2 separate regions of the Homo sapiens genome follow, and region 2 is linked to region 1. A link is a contact called in ENCODE Hi-C data. All regions are on one chromosome and are shown on one strand. Each heading gives the region's core, a stretch centred on a gene start or an enhancer-like site at or near the end of the contact. The rest is flanking DNA. Distances are from core to core; before and after follow the strand shown.

Region 1 (2,700 bases), core at 9-2,508:
TAACAAGACTCTAAGACCCCTGTCTCAGCATTTCCAAATCTACTTAGTAGAGTGCAGTGACTTGCATATATTGGATACTCTGTAACCGTGTTTACTGATGAATGCTAATATGAAAGCCTCTTCATATGAACCTCAAAAAGCTGAAAGTCAACTACTCTCTTAGTTTCCCAGCCTGGAAGATCAGATTACTTCATAAAAGTCACACAGGCCTGGATTACAGACCAATGAAACATCCAAAGGAAGGATACTTCTAAGTAAACATACAAACTTTACTGGGGAAGCCGCCTGATTAAAACCTTCCCCGGCAGAATCATGTCCAAAGTGAAGTACAAGGTCTGCTTAAACAGCTTATTAAAAGAAAAAAAAAACAGCGAAAAAAGCGCATCCCTATTGAAAAGATATTTTACTAGCTCCCGTGTCTTAACTTCTTAACTAAGAAACGAAAAGAGCCATACATCAGGTTGAAGTATCTGGGATTCCCGGACGAGGTGGAGGGCAGCGGAGGAAAAACACCGAGAGGCTGCGCTGCAAGGGACGCAGGGAAAAGCAAGCCTGGGGCAGGTCTGAGTTCCGAGTTCCCGACTGCTCCCTCGTGGTGTCTGCGACCCGGTAGCGGGAGCAAGTGAGGTTGTTGGACTGCAGTTTTCCCCCTACAGTGGCGATGCGGGGCCGGGGTCGCGGGTATGAGGAGATGGGGTGTGAGCCGGGGTGCGCCAGGGCAGAGCGCTTCGCCCACCGAGACGGGCAGGGCGGCTCCGGGCACTGGCCGGGCGGGGCAAGGAGCTCCTAGGCCGCCAGGTCCCTCTCTGCTGGCTCCGCGGAGTCCGCCCGGGGGAAGGGAAGGTCGGGGAGGGCCGGGCTTCTCCGAGTGGCCGCGGGGGCTGCGGGACAGGTACTTACCCGGGTGCCATTTCAGGGCCAGCTTCCGATAGGCCTTCTTGAGCTCCTCCTCGCTGGCGTCGCGCCGCACCCCCAGCGCCTCATAGTGACACTTCATCGCCCGACCGGGCGGGCGGCCGGCGCTGGGGCCCGGGACGGGGTCGGGGCCCGGGCCCGGGCCGAAGCGGCGGCGGCGGCGGCGCTGGCAGTCCTCTCCGGCGGGAGTCCGCCGCCCGCACCGGGCCAGCCAGCGAGCCCGGCGGCGGCGGCGGCGGCGGCGGTGGTGTAGGTCAGTGAAGGCGCGCGGTGGCGGCAGACGACGCAGGCTGCGGCAAGCGGGAGCGCGGCGGGGGCGGTGCCGGCGGCCGCCGCTTCGCATGGGCTAGGGGTGGGCTCTGTGCCGGAAAGGGCCGCGCGGGAGGGGGTGGGGCCTCGGCGGGGTGAGAGGCGAGGCCCCGAGGAAGGAAGGCGGGGCCTTGGCGAGGAGAGAGGCGGGCCGCGCAGGAGAAAGGCGGGAGCTTGGCGGGGAAAGAGGCGGGCCGCGTGGGAGGAAGGTAGGCCTTGGCCGGGAAGAACAGGAGGAAGGCGGGACCTTGGTGTGAGAGGCGGGGCCTCGGCGGGGCGAGAGGCGGGGCCGCGCGGAAGGGAGGCAGGGCCACGCTGGTGTCATTGTGAGGGGCACAGATGGCGGTCAGTGTGAGTGGCAGCCGACCTGAGGGCTGAAGGGGGAGATAGGAGCTGGGATGGGAGAGGATTCTGGAAAATATCTGATTATAATTTCTCAATGGATCCCCGTTTTTATAGATAAGGCGATTCAGACTCCAAGTGGTCAAGTGGTTGGCTCAAGCCTCCTCAGCTAATACAGTAGCAGAATTCGGTTGGACTGAATATCAGGTTTTTTTTTTAATCTCTTTAATTCTCTTCAGCTGCCACTTAAGATATCTGGTATTGATCATCTTGACCAATATGCTTGAGAAAGGACAGTTAGATTATTTAAGCGGAAACAATTTAAAAGGGAAGCATCAACACACTTAATGAAAAGCCTTACCACCAACATGGATGAAATTGTGCTGATCTATCCATCCAACACACTTTAATCCTAACTTTCTGGCCTCTAATCCTACCTTTCCAAGATTGGTTTAGGTTAAGAAAGCAGTTAAAGGATAGTATTTAACTGGTAGGTTTTGGTTGATCTGACTATCTGCACAATTATTCCAAACACTTTGAAAGGTATCAAAATAATACCATAATTATTAAAATGCATTAATACACCAATATATTTCACTGTAATGTGGAATGTTTACATGCATCAGTTAGGTGTGGGTTGTATTTACTAACCATGTATGGTTAGCTATGTTGCTAATATCTATTGCACAGGGTTGGCGTACCCAAGCGGTTTAGTAAGGTTATCCTTCTCTTCCCCAATATGCTGCCCCCAGTAAAATAAAAAACCCACGCTAAGCTTCATCAGGTTACTTCACACGCCACTGACCAACCAACTCACTACTCAGAATTCATACACTTCCCTTTTTTCCAGAGGAAGATTCTACACAGTCTCAGTTAGTTGGTAAATTGGTAATGGATAAGGATTGAGAAGTCTGAGTTTGGGGGAGAATGAAACCTTTCCCCTCCTGAGAACAGAATTGGGATGGTGGGCGGGGGGAAGGGAGGGACAAAAAAAAAAAAAAAAACGGAAAGGGAAAGTATTTTTTTCCCTCCAACTTAATTTGGAGTATTTTCTCCCTCCAACTTGATTTGGTTTTGGATACAGCCTGTAGGAATCACTTACTTCTTTTACCTTCTGAAGTAAGAAGGATTTTT
Region 2 (2,700 bases), core at 51-2,550, 3.5 Mb before region 1:
CACGCACTGAGCCTTGCGACCCCTGCGGCCCCATACCCCTCTCCTCCCACAGCTCTCTCTGCCTCATAGTCCATTTTCTCTGCCTCCGCTTTCTTTTGGCCAATTTCCTAACAGGGCTTTCCTTAGCTAAGCCCCTGGCCTGGTGCCTCTTACTTTTGTTATTAAGTGAGTATAAACGGCAAATTTCTTGAGCCTCCCTGGCCTTCCTTCGAAGAGACATTCCAACTCAAGTCCTCTCCTAGCCAAGTCAGAACTGCAGCCCCTTGGCAGCAGGCTGTTCGGGGAGGTCATAGCCCCGGGCTGGGCCCTGGCTTGTAGGTGAGCAGCTGGGACATCGGGGGAGGCCATGCCACATGCTGGGAAATTTCTATGCCTCTGGACACCATTTGCATCTTGAGCAAAACTGAAAGACAAGATGGATAAATAGAAAAGAAGAGACATCCTCCCAGGGGCTGAGACATAATGTTCTCTCTCCCGTCTTTCCAGGAAATGGCAAGTGCTCCTGGGAGCTACGAACTTTCTAGGACAAAGATGCCTCAGCAAGAGCAAGCGGGAAGAAGAGGAGCGGCAGGGGAGGCCTTTCCCAGCTGCCTTCCCTGTTCTTTCAGCTCGTGGCTTGGCTGGGGCGAGGCAGGGGCCCAGGGGAACACGCTGCTGGGCAGAAATAGCTTGCAACCACTCCCCAGGGTTATGGAGGTTATTTGTGGAGATGAAAGCAAAGGAGGGAAGGGAAAAGAATTTAACCTACACCCAGTTGCCCGTAGAGGGGCCTGAATCCCACCCTGCTGGACTAGCTCTTTAGTTTCTGCTTTCAGATTTGCTCAACCCAGAGTCCCTGCAACAGAAGGCCTTTGAAAGAAGGCAGATTCAGGGCTGTGATGAGAAACTGGCATGCGTTGGCAAGCAGACTCTTGGGACATGGCCTTTGTCCGAATCTCCCTCACTTACACGACTATACTGCAGACGACAGCTAACCCAAGGGAGCCTCAGAATGTCCCTCAACAATGCGGGTGTCCCTGGGCAGACTGCACCTGACCAGAGGTCAGGGTGAGGGCAGAAAAGCTCCACGGGACAGCATCGTGGCTGCGTCCTCGTGATGGGACCATGGGCAAGTCACCCAGTCTTTGTGGCCAGTGTCTGTCTTCCTAAGTCAAATAGGCCATGCCCATCTGCTCCAGCCATCATAGGAGGAGGACTGTTATGAAGATCAAATATGTGAACATTCTTTGACTGTGAGGTTGCGGTGCGGTTACTCACAGGGCCTAGCCCAGAAGCCAGCTGATGCTGTTGCATTGGATTAGTCATTTTGCTGGCCCGAACATAGCCACCTGTAAGCTGGAACTTCCTTACGGCAGCCTGTCACTTCCACGGGACCCACCAGCTTAAATGCCGGCAGCCCTGGGACTTCTGGCCTCACAATGGTTGAGGTAGGGCTGCTTACATTTCCCTTCTCTGTTTAGCGTGTGCCGGATAAGTCCCTAGTTCGGATACCGTCGGACGACCCACATCTCCATGTTGACAAATAACGTGGGAGTGGGCTAAAGCTGTACGACCCCTGATTTCAGATTCTAATTTTGATTCCATGCTGGCAGCTCTCTCCCCACTGCAGGGAGAAAGTGCTGGAGAACGTCGTTCCCGCCTTTGATAAGCTAATCTTACCCCCTTCTCAGCTAAGGGTCTGGGCGGTGGTGGGCACGCCCGGACTGACCCCCAGCTCCAAGGGCAACTACTATGCGTTCCTGGACTGGGCAGGAGCTGGAAGAGGCAGGGAGGAGGTGGGAAGCGGCTCATGCCTTGTCCAGGCTCCTCTCCTAAAGTATTGTCTTTCCGCTTGGAGCTGGAATTCTCTGCCTTTATTTTCTCGGAGCTGGGCCTCTGCAGGCTGCCCCTCGGTCATTCCCTCCCAGGAAGAACGGCCTTCTGGGGTGGGGGTTGCTGTCGGAGCTCAGAGAGGCTGGGGGCCCCCCTACTGCCTATTCTTCCTCCTTTGGGAACTCACAGTGCTAAAAACAAGCTTTCTGAGAACCATATTTTTCTGGGTTAAAGGTGAAAAATGCAGCGTTTCCTCCAAGTGGAAAGCCCTGGGCCTGCCAGCTCCAACTCCGGGCGCTTTTCCGAGCTCCTTCCTCCCACGCAGGGAGGGGGTAGCAGCTCCTGCAGGGCCAGGGGAGGAGGTGGGCAGGGAGGAAGGAGAGGGGGCAGCAGCAGGAAAGCGCCAGTGCCCGTGCCAGCAGGGCAGTCTGTGTGTGGACACCAGCCGGCCTGTTTGTGTTGGAGGGCCGGGAGAAGGGAGCAGGACTGGGTCAGGAAATGAAAGACAAATACCAGGGTGGGAGAGTGGCACGGCCTTCAGAGCGGCGGGCAGGCCGGGGCAGCTGCCTGGGCAGCCGCAGAAGGGGGACACAGAAGACCCCCACAGACCTTCCTGAGAGAAATCCTGAGGTGGGGCCTCCAGGAACATGCAGGGTTATGGGAGGCCATCTTAATAGGAAAAGCAAGGACATCCTCACCCCACACCCGGTCACCCTTGCTTCGAACATGTGGGAGGTTCCGGGGAATTTCCTCAGACCCTGATTGTGGGAGAAAAGCTTTTCAGGATCCCGTGCCCCACTCCATCCTTCCTCCCTAGGACAGGGACTGCTGTTAGCCTCTGAGCTCCCTGGCGACACCCCAAACCTTTCTCTTCAGCCAAGAGCCTGG

The links. Hi-C counts contacts between places; a loop is a spot of excess contacts on that map. Pooled maps may share reads with other maps.
Region 2: a map of ascending aorta shows a loop between it and region 1 (12-fold over the local background). The contact joins the promoter of EGFLAM-AS5 here to the promoter of DNAJC21 in region 1. A Hi-C loop is called at or near these places in 1 of 168 maps with a recorded cell type or tissue (ascending aorta) and 5 of 50 pooled maps.

Annotation. Positions count from the first base shown.
Region 1 is chr5:34,928,117-34,930,816 of GRCh38, reverse strand. DNAJC21 (DnaJ heat shock protein family (Hsp40) member C21) reads right to left here and starts at 1,258. Exons shown (of 12, transcript NM_001012339.3): 1 at 901-1,258. The coding sequence starts at 997. It overlaps LOC124900961 (a long non-coding RNA gene), which reads left to right and starts at 1,136. Exons shown (of 2, transcript XR_007058731.1): 1 at 1,136-1,168; 2 at 1,684-2,700. RefSeq lists enhancers at 493-662, 129-774 and silencers at 803-1,002, 1,033-1,102, 1,113-1,582.
Region 2 is chr5:38,466,966-38,469,665 of GRCh38, reverse strand. It overlaps EGFLAM-AS5 (EGFLAM antisense RNA 5), which reads left to right and starts at 1,300. Exons shown (of 2, transcript NR_199676.1): 1 at 1,300-1,427. RefSeq lists enhancers at 1-833, 2,201-2,700.